3 separate regions of the Homo sapiens genome follow, and all the other regions are linked to region 1. A link is a contact called in ENCODE Hi-C or POLR2A ChIA-PET data. All regions are on one chromosome and are shown on one strand. Each heading gives the region's core, a stretch centred on a gene start or an enhancer-like site at or near the end of the contact. The rest is flanking DNA. Distances are from core to core; before and after follow the strand shown. Region 1 overlaps CIMIP6 (ciliary microtubule inner protein 6). Region 2 holds the start of ACYP2 (acylphosphatase 2). Region 3 overlaps SPTBN1 (spectrin beta, non-erythrocytic 1).

Region 1 (5,000 bases), core at 1,405-3,904:
TGGACTGGCATACCAATAGACAAGGCTGAAAAGCAAATTAGTAGAAAGTGTCACGGAATTCTTGCATTACTTAGTGGCGAAGTACCATGAGAAAGATAATGAGAGCCATGCACAGTGGCTCATGCCTGTAATCCCAGCACTGTGGGAGGCTGAGGTAGGCAGATAAATTGAGCTCAGGAGTTTGAGAACAGCCTGGCCAACATGGCAAAACCCTGCCTATACTAAAAATACAAAAATTAGCCAGGTGTGTTGGTGCACACCTGTAATCCCAGCACTCAGAAGGCTGAGGTTGGAGGATTGCTTGAACCTGGGAGGTGGAGATTGCAGTGAGCCGAGATCAAGGCACTGCACTCCAGCCTGGCTCTGGAGAGACTGCCTCAAAACAAAAAACCACACATACACACACAGACAGATAATGAGAGACATAGACGATAGATCCAAGTGTTCAAACATTTAGCTAATAGCTGTTCCAGAAAGAGGGAAGAGAAAGAATGGAAGGGATGGAAATAACAGAAAAGGCAACATAATAAAATTTTCTAAGGTGGAAAAAAACCAAGGATCTTCAAATTGAAAGTGTTTTAATTCTTTTATCTCCAGTTTTGAAATTATATGTTTTAATTCTTTTATCTCCAGTTCTGAAATTATAGTCATTCTTTTGTACTGCAGACTCTTGCTCAGTTTGGTTTTCTTCTTGGTGTGATTTGTAATTTTTGTTTGTGACTATCTTTAACAGGGATTCCTTTTTTGTGTTGATCATGAAACTCTCTCCAGGGAGGGTTTGCATTTGCTTTTGTCAGGGACTTCAGTGGTATCACTAGAGGAATTTTTTGGTTTTGTGTCCTAAGAGAAGTCTTACATGTAAATTCATATTCCTAACTGGAGCATGGTACAAGCTTGGGGTTTTACTTTTTCACAAGGAGTTTATTCACTATCCATAGCTCCAGGCAGAGGCAAATTTTCTTGCTATCTTCCTGGTTATATGAGTGGAGTGGAGTCTGCCTTGTACTGACAGGCCAGCCATTTGAGAGTTCTAGCTTTATGCAGATTTCAATTCTATCTTTCTACTTTGGAGGACATAAGTTTCCATCCCTGTTCCAATGAGGATAAAAATTCAAGTCCCTAGGCTTTAAGACCTTTTTCCAAACATGCTAACAACCTCTCCCTTCCCTGTCTTCATACCAAAACTTGCATTCTAATTTTTCCAATTTTATAGTAGTATACCTATGGTGTTGAAGACTATGGAGCTATTAAAATAACAAGGTTGCCTACATATGTTGACAAGGAAAGATCTCCAAGATATACATTGGAGATATATATGTGGCAAGAACTAGAAGTCCCCAACACAAAAAAATATAATGACATTCATTATTTTGCAGTTTATCACAATTTCTTTAATGGAGAATAAATGGATAAAGATATAGCTGTAGTCTTATCAATACTGCAGATAATAGTGAGCAGCTGATATTTCCCAATGGAAATTTGTAAATACTCTTTATAACAGAGGAATACTCCACCTACTTCCACTTGTATGCAATATAACATATCTTATAATAGATACATTTTGGCACACCAAACACACCAAATTGGAAGTAGAATTAATCCTTACCAAACTCATCCAAAAAGCAAAGGTTGAGTTGGTGCTAGAAATGATCTGAGTAAAATAGAAAACAATTTAGAAAATACTTCAATATTCTAAGTACCCATATGTCTTTGAATTAAGTGTGTATGTGTCTGTGCATCTTGTACTGGCAGAAGTATTTTTAGATTTTCACACTTTTAATTATATATGGAGGAGTTCTAAGTTTTAGAATAATGAGGAAAAATTAAATATATAAGAGAACATTATCCTTAAATTGAAAATTGAATTATAGTAGCAGTGATGATATGATTACATTGACCACTTACTGATCAATGTGCATAATCACATCCTCAATAATCTTACGAAGTTGCTATTTTCCTAATTTTACAGTTGAGAAAACTGAAGTCTAGAGAGGTTAAGTTACTTACCCAAGGTCACACAGCTCAAGGAATGAAGTGAAGCCAACATTCCAACTCTAGTTTGTTTGATTCCAAAGCTGTCCACTCATGTCTAACAGGGCCTCTCTTCTAAAAGTATTATATTTGTTAATTACGATCATGTGTTGTGCAAAACAAAGTTGTGTTCATAAAGAATGTGACATAGAAATAATGTCTCACTCCACTTATTGGAGACCACTCTTATTAATAACATTTGGTTGTATTTTAATTGTCTTTTTTCTCTTTTTCCATTTACATAAATTGTATGTTCTGAAGTTACTGATAACAGAAAAGTAAATGTGAGGGCCAAGATGATGATTGTGAAATTTCCCTATATTCCAGGGATTAGATTTTTATCTGAAGAAGGTAATTTATTCTGATTTTTTAATTGGTGGATTTAAAGGCTTGTGCCTAGTGAAAAGAGCATCTCCTACAGTTGTTTGAGTGGCGCCTGAGGTCTTTTCTCTGCTCTCAGGAGTGCTGGGGCATGCCTTGGCTGCCTGTCTGACGTCTGTTTCTGATAAGTGAGTTTTAGGCTCTAACAGCTCCTGAGAATTTTGTTGGCAGAGACCTGGTGAGATCATTCTGCTTTCCGCTGAGTTTCCTTTCTCTGTTTTTTTGGACTGTTCTGATGAACGTGACCCTGGAGTGTTCAGTAATACCTCTGCTCCTTTAGGAACTGTTGGCCTACTGCCTGGTTTTATCTCTCTCTGTACAAAAGCTCCGTGTCTCTGGAAAAGAAAACAAAGTCGACATTAACCAGGAGAACGCAGATTGCTGGAAGATGCAGCTGTGAACTGAATTTGTGCGTTAGCTCAAGTCCTAGTCAGTGATGCAGGCACTTCTCTGCCTCTTCATTGGTGTCACCTCAGTCCCAAACTAGACACCACCATATATGGGTGAACCTTTTAAATTATAAAATAGGGTGCATCAGAAAATGAACAGGAAGGAAAAAGGCAGAATGTCAAAGAAGTAGCAGCTCATCTCCCATTCTCAACTTTTTTATCATTTGGACTGTTTAAGACTATTCACATCAAATTTCATTTCTTGCTCTAAAGATTGCTATGGATACAACAAAAACTACAGTTCATAGACCTAAGAATTTATGATTGCATCCCAAATGCCTATTAACGCTGATGAAAAGCTAAGTAATAATAAAATATGAAAGCAAACATCTATAGTTGGAAAAAAATCCAATAATTGACAATTACATTTCTATTTGGCTTTATAAACCTTACATGCATCTCCCTGCCACACACATGTATTAAGCATATCAAAACATTTGTCAAACTGCTTTGATATTATTACTATTATTATTATTATTATTATTATTATTGTTATTAGAAATGAGACTTGCTATGTTGCCCAGGCTGGCCTCAAACTCAAGTGATCCTCCTACCTCAGCTTCCAGAGTAGCTGGGACTACAGGCGTCAAGTCACTGTGCCCAGCATGCTTTGATATTATTTTACACAAATTATTTCAATAATTTAAGTAGACCAAATTCCAAAGACTGATTCAAATTATTATGTTTGGATTGATTGATTGAGATGAGGTTTCATTGTGTCACCCAGGCTGGAATGCAGTGGTGCAATTACGGCTCACTGCAGCCTCGAACTCCTGGGCTCAAGCAACTCTCCCACCTCACCCACCTGAGTAGCTGGGACTACAGGTGGCACCACCATACCAGGATAGTATTATTCCTTACATTTTACTATGGTATGTGGCTAACATTCTATCCTATTAATAACTGAAGTAGTTTGTTTAAATAGACAGAAAGATAATTATGACTTGAAAAAGCTTAAAGTTCTACAAATCTACTCTGTCTTAAAGTATTAAATAATTCTAAATACTGCCTCACCTTTCCCTGGAGAGGCTCATTCGGAGTTTTTCTGGCATCATATTGATGTATAAAAGAGATGTATTCTATAAAATTGTTTTGAAGTTCTGCTGATGTACCAGGAGAGGCAAGTGGTACTAAAAAAAAGATTTTGTGAAGTCAGGACAAAAAATTAGATTTGTTTATGGACATATAATCAGTATTAATAATATAAAATATGGTAACAAAACTAAATTCTTGAAGTATGCAAGATTATTTACACAATCTAAATAATAAATAGAATGGATTCACCATTCTTTCTTCATGAAAAGAGCCAAATCAAAACAACCAAATTAGCCCCACGTGTGGAATTATTAGTAATTTTTAAAACTAAAATTAATATTAATACAACAATATGGTCAGGCATGGTGGCTCATTCCTGTAATCCCAGCATGCCCTGGGAGGAGGCCAAGACAGGAGGATTGCTTGAGCCCAGGAGTTTGAGGACTAGCCTGGGGAACATGGTGAAACCCCATCTCTACAAAAAATAAGCCAGGCGTGGTGGCATGTGCCTATAATCCCAGCTGTTTGGAAGGCTGAGGTGGGAGGATCGCTTGAGCCCAAAAGTTCAAGGCTGCAGTGAGCCATGACTGCACCACTGTGCTTCAGCCTGGGCGAAAGAGAGATCTTGTCTCATTAAGGAAAAAAAAAAAAATTGTTAGATATGCTTTTTACACAGATACCAATACATTTTAGGGAAAACATAACTATAATTTGTTAACTTTTCACGACTAGAAAGAGTATGAGAAATTCTATGTTGAATCTATAGTTTGGCCAGTGGCTGTGGCCACAGGGTAGAAATTGTATGCCGAAGCTAGCACTAATGGAATTGGAAGACTCTAGGGCTGCTGCAGTTGTAGTTGAACACATAATTCTTTTCATTTCGCCCAATAACAGGGGTTCTGAAAAATTTGCAAGAGTATGAAATCCTTTAAAAATCACTTCTAAATAATCTTTCAATCTGGGTGATGAGTATATGAGTTCATTATATTGGTCTGTGCTCCATGTATGTTTAACATCTTAAATAATTTTTAAAACTCAGTTTTACTTTCAGCAGAGAAGGTTATTTAAAGATCAGAGCAACTTTCAGTACTGTTGCTGGCAATA
Region 2 (5,000 bases), core at 793-3,292, 240 kb after region 1:
ATTCAACTCTTCCACCAACCGAGGTTCCATAAACACCCCCAGTCTTCTCATTAATAAATTTCTGGCTGAGTGCAGTGGCTCACGCCTGTAATCCCATCACTTTGGGAGGCGAAGTGCAGGAGGATCCCTTGAAGCCAGGATTTCGAGACTTGCCTGGGCAACAGAGACCCTTTCTCTACAAAAAAATTTTAAAAATTAGTCATGCATGGTGGCATGAGCCTGTAGTCCCAGCTGCTTAGAAGGCTGAGGCAGAAGATCACTTGAGCCCAGGAGTTCCAGGCTGCAGTGAGCTATGATTGTGCCATTGCACTTGCTCCAGTCTGGGTGACAGAGCAAGACTCCATCTCTTAAAAAAATAAAATTAAAAAAATAAACTTCTAACACAAATTTACCTTTAAATTTTAATAATGTTTATCATACTTTTTATATTTTCATCTAGTGTTCTAATAATAATTTCAATAATAACTCCATCCAGACAAAAAATTTAATACTTGGAGCTGTTGAATACAATGAGTTCTAAATTTCTCTTCAAAGAATCAGTATGTCAGTATGCTCGGTTCTTTGCGCTCTAAAGTCTAGCTTCCTCGTTCTCCTCGCCTCTAGTTTCAGTAAACAACCTTTTCCACCAGTTCTAATCAGTAGTTCACCTCTATTCCTCTGGTCACCTGCTCCATCCTGAGTCACCCCTGGTCACCTGCTCTGACCTGAATCATCCTGAGTCACCTGTTCTGTAACCACCCTTCCTGCCAAATTATTCACCCCGCCACTTGAGCTCGTACGCCTGCTCTTTAAAATAGCCAGTCGGAATTAGCTTAGACTGTGCGGTCCAACCCTAGCCAGTAGGGGAAAGACACAGCAGTAGAGGCTACCTGCATCAGGAATAAGAACCCCTTCCCCTCCCCTGTTCAGGTGTGCCGTTGCCATTGCTTCATCCGCGAGTCGCACCCTTCTATAGAGGTAAAATTGCCTTGCTGAGAAAATTCTTTGAGCGCTAGTTCTTCTTTTTGGCACCAAAGAACCAGCATTTGTTTCTAAGAGAGCCTTATTGTCAAAGGAAATTAAGAAAAAGCATTACACTTATTCATACATGTGCATATATGTACATATACATATTGCAGAAAAGTATGATAGGGTGAGCAAAAAAAAAAAAAAAACCCTCAAGCAAAACAATGGGGTAATTCGGTGGGAAAAGTGAAATGAAAATCAAATTCAAAGAGGAAAAGAAATGAGTAAAATTTCCCATTGTTGAAGAGTTTTATTTTAAATGAAGATGGTGGATGTTAAATCACTACCCTATTTATATTCCATTGCATAAATCTCAGAGTGACTTAATATTTTCATTTATAAATATCAATATTTTCAACAAGCCAGACATTACAAACTTGGCAACTACTTAAACTTAGGATGAAACAAAAATTAGATAACAATTTCATTCTTTTAAGAGCTACAAAGAGGTCTAAAAAAAGGTTTGACCTCTGAAAAATTAACCTTAAACCATCTAAGTGTCCTTCCTAAAACTCAAGTCAAGCCCAGGTAGCTTCAGTGGCAAGCAACGAGACCACTAGTTAAAAGACCCTCTTCTTTTCCTACCCAACTTCAACATTCCCCCGTGCCGCTTACTCCCGCACCCAGCAGCCGCCCACTTCTGGTCCTCAGCAGTCCCCTGACCCCTCCTCTCCCGCTCCCCCACTTCCCTCCCCATTCCCGTACTTCCGCCCGTCCAAGTCCTCGGGCGCATGCGCGTTTCGCCTCCCTCCCCGCCGCCGCTGCTGTGTCATGGCGGAGCGGAAGTCCCAGCCACAACGGGAAAAGGCATACTTTAGGTGGGAGGCGCTTCTCACAGCTTTCTCCCCTTCCTCCCATAACCTTTTTGATCTCCCACCGTAGAGGGGCCTCCTACCCTGCACTCTTCCGAACACCTCGTAGTCCACGGATTTGAGTGACTGGGCGGTAGACATGGCGGCGGCGAGCCCTCTGTTGAGGAGCCGGAGAGGGGCTCGGGGCGCAGCGACTGCGGCGGCTGCGAGAGGGAGGGGACACATGGGACTGCTTGGCGCACCCCGCGCCTGTCACCGGTCCCGGACGCTAGCGCGCCGGGGTCACGCGTCGGAAGCGGCAAATGAGACTGCGGGGCCTGGGAGCGAGGGCAGCCGGGGACGCCAGGAGGGAAGAGGCCGCTGGGCCCCAGGCATCCTAGGCCTCTCTTCCCGGACTGGGGAGGATGCTGTCTCCACAGCGCTCCCTACCATTTAATTGATCAAGGTACTCTGTTCTCAAAGTTAGTAAATAAAAGCCGGATGCTGTGCCCAAAAAAAGAGTGGCTTCCCCCAGCTTTATTAAAGTGTAATTGACAAATAAAAGTTGGGTATATTTGTGGTGTACAAGGTGATGTTTTGACATATGTATGCATTGTGAAATGATTACATCAATGAAATTAACGTATCCATTGCACCATTTTTTAATGAAGAGAACATTTAAGATCTACTCTCATCAATTTTTAAGGACACAATACATTTATCGCAGTCACCATGTTAGACAACAGATCTTCAGAACTTATTATTCACACTAACTGAAACTTTGTACCCTTTGACCAATATCTCCCCATTTCCAACCCCTTTCATCCCCCATCCCAGGTCCCCCACCCCACTCCATCCCAGCAAGATTGGCTTTTGAAATCAAGGGCCTGCGTGTTTAGTGTTTTGAGAGTTAGTAAATTATTTATGAAATGTTTAGGTGACTACCAAGCCAGCTTTTAAGATAAGGTCTGCAACATCTTGAGCTCTTCTGTACAGTCAGGAAGGAATTGAGCCTGAACTCGTATTCTAAACGGATTGTGATATTTTCTGGGATAAGAAACTTTTTAAAAATATGAAGTCTTTTATGCTAGTGGAAACAGACAAAAGAAAAACACTGTAGTCATCTTGTCTGCTGTTCATACAGTTTTTTTGGTGTGGGTTTGTTGCTGTTGTTTTGAGACGGAGTTTCGCTCTTGTCTCCCAGACTGGAGTGCAGTAGTGCAATCTCAGCTCACAGCAGCCTCCACCTCCCAGGTTCAAGAAATTGTCCTGCCTCAGCCTTCCAAGTAGCTGGGATTACAGGCATGCGCCACCTCACCCAGCTAATTTTTGTATTTTTAGTGGAGACGGGGTTTCACCATGTTGTCCAGGCTAGTCTCAAACTCCTGACCTCAGGTGATCCACCTGCCTCGGCCTCCCAAAGTGCTGGGATTACAGGTGTGAGCCACCACACCCGACCTTTTTTTTTTTTTTTTTTTTTGATTGTCTTGATTATTCTCAGCAACATCCCAATTGCCTAGAAGGTTAAGGCTGAATTTTATTTCCTGGTGAGCTATTACCAAGTTTTAATATAAAACCATCCACCACTCCAAAGGATCTGGATACAGCTATTGATAATCTGCCACCTTCTAGAATTCCAAATCTGTTTACTTGTGAGAATTTGCATTTCTCTATTTGTTGGCCTCAATACCTTGGCATATTTCTCTGCATCTGGCCACACAGTTAAAATAATCCACTGCAATCTGATTCAATATACTGTGCCAATTCTATTAGAGAACACCAAAAATCATCCAAAACTTGGTTAGAATATGGTTAAATCATTTTTAAAGTAAAATATATTCTGGAAATGCTAGTGCAGTTAATTTATGTAGTGAAGGTCTTAGTTTATTGCAGAGACCTCGTAACTTAACTCTTCCATCTCCCAGTTCATTCCATGCAGACTCTAGAATCAACATAAATTTTAAATCATTCTTCTTAATACGTTCAAAATAGAACCTAAGGTCTTCAGCCTCCACTACCTGCTTATGCAAATCCTGCATTTAAACTATAGTCAAGACACTCTCGGTTATTCTGCTCTCTCAGTACAGAGGTTTAAAACAAAGAACCTCTTCTCTTGGGTCTACTCTATCTGGAATGCCTCCCCCTTCTCCAAAATCTTCCTCTATCCCGCTCAGTCATCTCTGCGAGTGGTTACCAGATTTTATCCTAGTTATTTAGTGTGCCTTCCCCACTAGTACAGTCAGCCATCCATATTAGCAGGTTCTGCATCCATAGATTCAACCAACCTCAAACAGAATTTTTTTTTTTAAGTATCTTGGCCTGCACGGTGGCTCACACCTGTAATCCCAACATGTTGGGAGGCCAAGGCTGGCGAACAGCTTGAGCCCAGGAGTTAGAGATGACCAGCCTGGACAATACAGTGAAGCCCCGCCTCTATAAAAAATACAAAAATTACCTGGCTGTGGTGGCCTGTGCCTGTAGTCCCAGCTACTTGGGAGGCTGAGGTGGGAGTAGGATCACTTTTGCCCAGGAGGCAGAGGTTGCAGTGAACCGAGATGGGGCCACTGCACTCCAGCCTGGGTGACAGAGCGAGACCCTGTCTCCAAAAAAAAAAAAAAAAGTCATCTCTACTGAACTCATGCAGACTCTTGTTTCTTGTCATCATTCCCTGAACAATACAGTATAATAGCATTTACATCGCATTAGGTATTTTAAATAATCTAGAGATGACTTAAAACATACAGGACAATATGTGTATGTATGTTTCTATTAGGAACTTGAACATTCCAGGATTTTTATATCCAAGGGGATTCCTGGAACCAATCCCCTGCAGATAACAACGGACAACTATAGCATAGCTTCTAAGTAGTCACTGACTGGGAAGGTTGACATTTTCCTTTTCTTAATCTTTGACTTTTCTCCACATTTACCCAAGAGTACCCCTGCCAATTATTAGGTAGGTTTATTTGAATTTTAGAAGTGCTATAGCAACAATTGACATTTGCTTAGCTGAAAAATTTGCTGTGTCTGCCAGCAGTCTAACATTAGCAAACGGAAATTTTTATGTACCATTTCGGCATGGATTGCCAATAATATGTGATTCTAAGTCTTTAGAAAATGTACGCAAATGTTTCTAATATATGTTTTAAGTAATTATAGTATGAATGCAACTTTTATTCTTCTTTTCCATGTTGTAGTCTTTCC
Region 3 (5,000 bases), core at 1,687-4,186, 140 kb before region 1:
TATTGCTGTGTTACTCGAAAAGAGTTGGTATGTTCAAAGACTAGAAAGGAAAGGCCTGTTTGTGAAACCAGTGATGAGAGCATGGATCAAAATAATGACCTACAAGGATGGTCGCTTTCATGCTCATGGAGACTTCTCATTTCTAACCCTTGGACACTTTCAAATTCTGCTAAGGCCCTCAGATTTTCAAGAGTGTAGGTGCTGGGTGAGACAGCCAGTGTCAAAGAGATTTCTCTGAAGAGCATCTTGTTCCCACACTGGGCCTGCAGGAGAACAGACAGGTAGGGGGCACTGTTCCCTCAGCTTGCTCTGACTGCAAAGCCACTAACCAGATGAGCAATGAGACCCCCACACTACGCCTAGTCCTCCATGAACAGGAAGGCAGCAACTGGCTGACATAGTGTGCTGAAAGATGGGCCAAGTTCCCATGAGAATTGTGTTCATATCTCCATGCGGAGCATGCAAAAAAGCTGAGCATAATATATCAGCATGGAGACACCAGTGACCAGTGTCGTGGGGCAGGTGAGAATGGATGACCAAAAATAAGCTCAGCAGATTAACCTCCACACAACAAAAGGATTTTCTTTTTAAACACAGGGATCACCAAACTGAAGGCTAAGAATGTACCCAGTTGTAAAATCCAATGTGATTACTATGTCAGGGAAGCCCCCAAGCCACACAGGTAGTTCTCCTTTCCTCATGACCACAGAGGGAACATGGCAGTAGCCTCGAGTGCATTCTTCTCTGAGGTACCCTAGCTGATCTGTTAGCTCTCTGAGTCCGTGCAGAGCTCATTCCTGACACAATGAGGGCAAAGCCAACAAACACTGGCCCTCTTCAACCAGACTGCTCACCACTCACACAATCTCCAGGAACCTCCATCTAGAAGCTCCAGAAGGTTCCTGCTCAACAGGCTTTACAAAAGAGGAATAATGAAGCCCTTCACCTTGCTTTCACTGTCCATTCTAAAAGGAGAAACAACAACAAAAAAACCCCCAGGAAAGCCAGAGTTTGCCCTTGGTTTTGCACTTGGATTTTCCATGAACACATCTCTGTCTGACTTCAAGGGAAGTCCATTAACCTTTCCTGATGTACAAGAACCTTGCAGGAAAAGTAGGCAGGGAGCTGTCACCCATGCACACACAGCCCCACTTCAAAGTGTATTCTCTGAAGTGAATATTTATTTCTCTTCTCTAAATGGCAGAAGGTATCTTCCTCTGTTGCCGGAAATAGACAATTATGTCAGGAGCAGCCATCCCTGATGTAAACCAACCCTTCACAGAGGGCTGGGTTGGGGGGCGTGCAGGTAAAGTGCAACCACTCTGACAGCCTGCCATCCCCACAGCACTAAATTGATGCCAGCTGCCCACTACAGGCTACGTTCCTGAGGTCCTGTGACAGGCTCCTGAGAAGACTAACAAACCTTCCCATCAGCTTCCAGATGAGAGCAAGGGTGAGGCCTTTGGGGCTAGAAAGCAGAAACTCGCCAGCTCCCCGATCAGAACCACAGTCTCACTATTGGCAGGGGTAGGGTGTCATTTCAAAGGCCAGTGTGTTTGGGGAAAGGAATGAGTGAATTATTTGACTGACATCCTGAAAAGAAAAATACACATACTCTCTCTCTCAGAGTTTAGCATTTGGAGAGTGATGCTGTCAGGACAGGTCTGGAAATGAACCAAAGCTCCTTAATCTAGTCTTGCTTTAGCGCAAATATTCCAGAAGATGCTAATGATCACCTCCCAACACAAATTTTCAGGGAGCTGCAAATACTTACCAAAACGTGATCGAGCTTTTCTCACGAAGTCTCTATACACACTAGTTGCTCCATATTCTAGCTCCCACTTCTCACAACTCCCCAGTCCCCCACCTTTGCACTGTCCTCTCCCCAGAGAGGCTCCATCCCCAGGCAGGGGTGGTAACTCTCCGGTGCAGTGCCCAGTGCCAGCAAAGGGCATCCAGGTACCACCTCCCATCAACCTGACCCGCCATGTCAAGGAGCACTGAGCAGAAAGGTGAGCAAGTAACGAGACAAAGCCTCCAAAACACGAAGAGGTGGAACTGACCAATTCAGAATCCACCAAGTCCATCTCCTCTTTCTGGATGCCACAAACCTACACCTGGCTGTCCAGCCAGGTTAGCATTTAATTGCTTTAAATTACCCTTAATGGATATACACAGCATTAGAAATGATCAGTTATCCCTAACACTGTACCTAAATAATGTGTAGTGTTCCCTAAAAGGGAGAAGGAAGGTTTCTACAATATGCAGAAGTGACCAGCTATTCAAGAAGCTCCTTTGTAATATATAGCAACTGGTCTGGTATTTGTCAGTCTTAGTTAGCTAATTACAAACCTATTTCTTTCTAAAGGAATAAAAAAGAAAAAAAAAGAGCCAAAGAGCCAAAAAGCCCCAGAGGCAGTTTATCATGCCTCTGGTAGCTCATGTGGGATAAGGAAGGGCAATTTCTACTCGGGTAAAGGGGACAGGAAGATGAGGACTCTTTGCTTCCTCCTCACTGGGGACCCCAGAGTCCTGCTCTCTGCAGCTGCCTAGCCTGACTGTTGACAGGACAGTCCACGAGCCCCGAGAGAAGATCACGAGAGATCTGTAATCAGAGAATCTGACATCCCTTCCAGAAATCAGCCATTCCTTATTTGGGTCAGTCCCAGCAGAGGACTTTGGACAAGTCATCTAGCTGCTCAGGGCCTCAATTTCCTCGTCTATAAAGAGAGGACTGGAAAGGAACACTGTTCTTGGCTGCACATCACTGTCACCTGTGGAGATACTGTGATTTAATTATGCTGGCTCAGGTATGAGTGAGCATCAAGATCTTTAAAATGCGCAGCCAGCCAGGCACAGTGACTCACACCTATAATCCCAACACTTTGGGAAGCCAAGGCAGGCAGATCCCTTGAGGCTAGGAGTTTGAGACCACCTTGGGCAACATGGCAAAATCCCATCTATACAAAAATTAGCTAGGCGTGGTGGCATGCATCTGTAGTCCCAGCTACTACAGGAGGCTGAGGTGGGTGGATCCCTTGAGCCTGGGAGGCAGAGGTTACAGTGAGCCATGATTGCGCCACTGCACTCCAGCCTGGGCAACAGAGCCAGACCCTGTCTCAAAACAAAACAAAACAAAAAATAAAATATCCAGCCAAGGATTGAGAGCTACTAATCAGCTAGAGCTCTTTCTAGCTTAAACAAAAAACTTTAGAAACCTCAAATACCAATAAAACCATCAGCAGACACACCCCACCCCTCCTTAACACAGTGGATCGAGATGAAAAAAAAACAGAACAAATCTCTCAAAGAAAGGGACATCTCCAGCAGCCTGGTCCTGGGAACACCTGAGGCCCACTGAGTCTTCAGCCTATCCAAGTGATCTAGAAGTTTCCATTCATCTCTAAAATTTTGTTGTATTTGAGATTTAGATTTTCTGTTTTCTGTTGCCTGAAACATGAGTCTTACAATAAAATGTCTCAAACATAAATTTTGTGATTATTTAAAATAAGCCATCACCTAACAAACGTGACTACTTGCCATTTTTCTTTCAAAGAATGAAAAACCGCCTAAAACATTTGTTCATTCTCTCACTTTTAGTAGATTACAGATCACAGAAAAACACAAAACAAATCCTAAGAAATGAACAATTAACATTACAAACGTAAAAAGAATTATAATTCCAAGATGCCAAAAATACTGATTACATTTCAATTACCATTTGCGCCTTCATCTGGAAAACACATCCTCCATTGGAAAGTACCCAGCATAACAGCTGCAATGCTTTTTCAACTTTAACAAACACTGGAAAAGTTAGCCAAAACTCTGTGTTGGCTGACATCCAGGGTTTTATTATTATGTACTATTAGTTCATAGTGAGAAACATGGGCTAAAGGAAGGGGGAAAGCAAAGTAATAACAGGGGCTTCATAATCATGTGCAGATGTGAAGGTTTCTGAAGCTTTATCTACCAGAAAATGCCTTCCATATTACTTCTATTACCTGTATCCTTTATTAATTAGATAATTACAAATGTTGTGTTTTTAGGACATTATTTAGAGACTTAACTGTGAAACGGTTTTTCTTATGTCAGTGGCTGGGCTGTGCTGACATTTTAATATTTTTCACATGTAAAGCAACCTGGTGGATTCTCTCCCCTTGGCTCCACGTTTTAGCAAGTGCTGAAAGCAAATCAACACGCAAACAACCAGTCACCTTCCTCCATTATGTCCATTTCTTGTCAAATCAGTTATGGTTCAAAAGCCTCTCACTTTTAGTACTACATGAATGTTGGGGCTGAAATATTTATTTTTTAAGGCTTACACAAACTGCATCGGGTGGTATGGTCTAAGCACAGACTTTTCAATCTCATGAACCAGCAAAGTTTAAACAAACAAAAAAAATGGAGGAAGCAACATTAGTTTCCAACTTTTCCTTAAATAAGGAGAAAAAAATTAAAACAAATACAAAAAAACTACTAATATTGCCACTATTGAGTCAAAATAGGCCAAGAATTATCACTGTCATCTGAGAACAGATCGATCCCTTCCAGAAGTGGGCAAATGTTAACCCTACCTGAAGGCTTCTGCATGGCTGGTGAGGGCCTCAGGACACACCTGTGCTCCACAGGTGCAAAGGGAAAAGCATGAGCCAACAGGAGGTGAAGGGTGAAGTCCCAGCCAGCTGACTAGGAGCAAATGCAAAGTCTCCTGGGTTTCTCCGTCTACATCTACACCTTTACCCTACTTTTAAAGTCCCTTCGTATTATAAAGTTCCTTAACCACTAGGTGAAAACACTGCGGGACCGTTACCCTTTTATTAGGATGAATCAAGTCTCTATGCACCAACACATGTATCTCCAGCACCCAACACAGCATTTGGCATAAAGTACGGGCTCCAGACATATTTATCAAATAAATGACTTTTCTGCTTTCCCCAATATTTAAGGGGTGTTTAAGAAAAATGCATTGACAATGGATGCATGGGAGCTTCTTGAAAAAA

Evidence for each region. A loop is a pair of places that touch in the nucleus more often than their neighbours do. ChIA-PET counts read pairs that join two places held with the same protein, here RNA polymerase II (POLR2A). Pooled maps may share reads with other maps.
Region 2: POLR2A ChIA-PET joins it to region 1 with 15 read pairs in Panc1. The contact joins the promoter of ACYP2 here to the enhancer-like site in region 1. A Hi-C loop is called at or near these places in 7 of 50 pooled maps. POLR2A ChIA-PET finds 5 or more read pairs at or near these places in 2 of 52 experiments (MCF 10A and Panc1).
Region 3: a map of K562 shows a loop between it and region 1 (2.2-fold over the local background). The contact joins two enhancer-like sites. A Hi-C loop is called at or near these places in 1 of 168 maps with a recorded cell type or tissue (K562). POLR2A ChIA-PET finds 5 or more read pairs at or near these places in 2 of 52 experiments (H1 and WTC11).

What each region holds. Positions count from the first base shown.
Region 1 is chr2:54,357,950-54,362,949 of GRCh38, reverse strand. It overlaps CIMIP6 (ciliary microtubule inner protein 6), which reads right to left. Exons shown (of 5, transcript NM_001100396.2): 4 at 3,876-3,991; 5 at 1,369-2,747. The coding sequence ends at 2,388. Among named protein-coding and RNA genes, the nearest start is that of CIMIP6, 30 kb to the right of the region's middle. Within about 2 kb of position 2,654, at least 13 of the 41 ENCODE cell types and tissues checked have a DNase peak (open chromatin) inside an H3K27ac peak, as active enhancers do.
Region 2 is chr2:54,112,657-54,117,656 of GRCh38, reverse strand. It overlaps ACYP2 (acylphosphatase 2), which reads right to left and starts at 2,042. Exons shown (of 4, transcript NM_138448.4): 1 at 1,901-2,042. The coding sequence starts at 1,958. RefSeq lists silencers at 1,594-1,653, 2,144-2,213.
Region 3 is chr2:54,498,685-54,503,684 of GRCh38, reverse strand. The region is part of intron 1 of SPTBN1 (spectrin beta, non-erythrocytic 1); the gene reads right to left. It also overlaps the pseudogene C9orf85P1. Among named protein-coding and RNA genes, the nearest start is that of SPTBN1, 45 kb to the right of the region's middle. Within about 2 kb of position 2,936, at least 6 of the 41 ENCODE cell types and tissues checked have a DNase peak (open chromatin) inside an H3K27ac peak, as active enhancers do.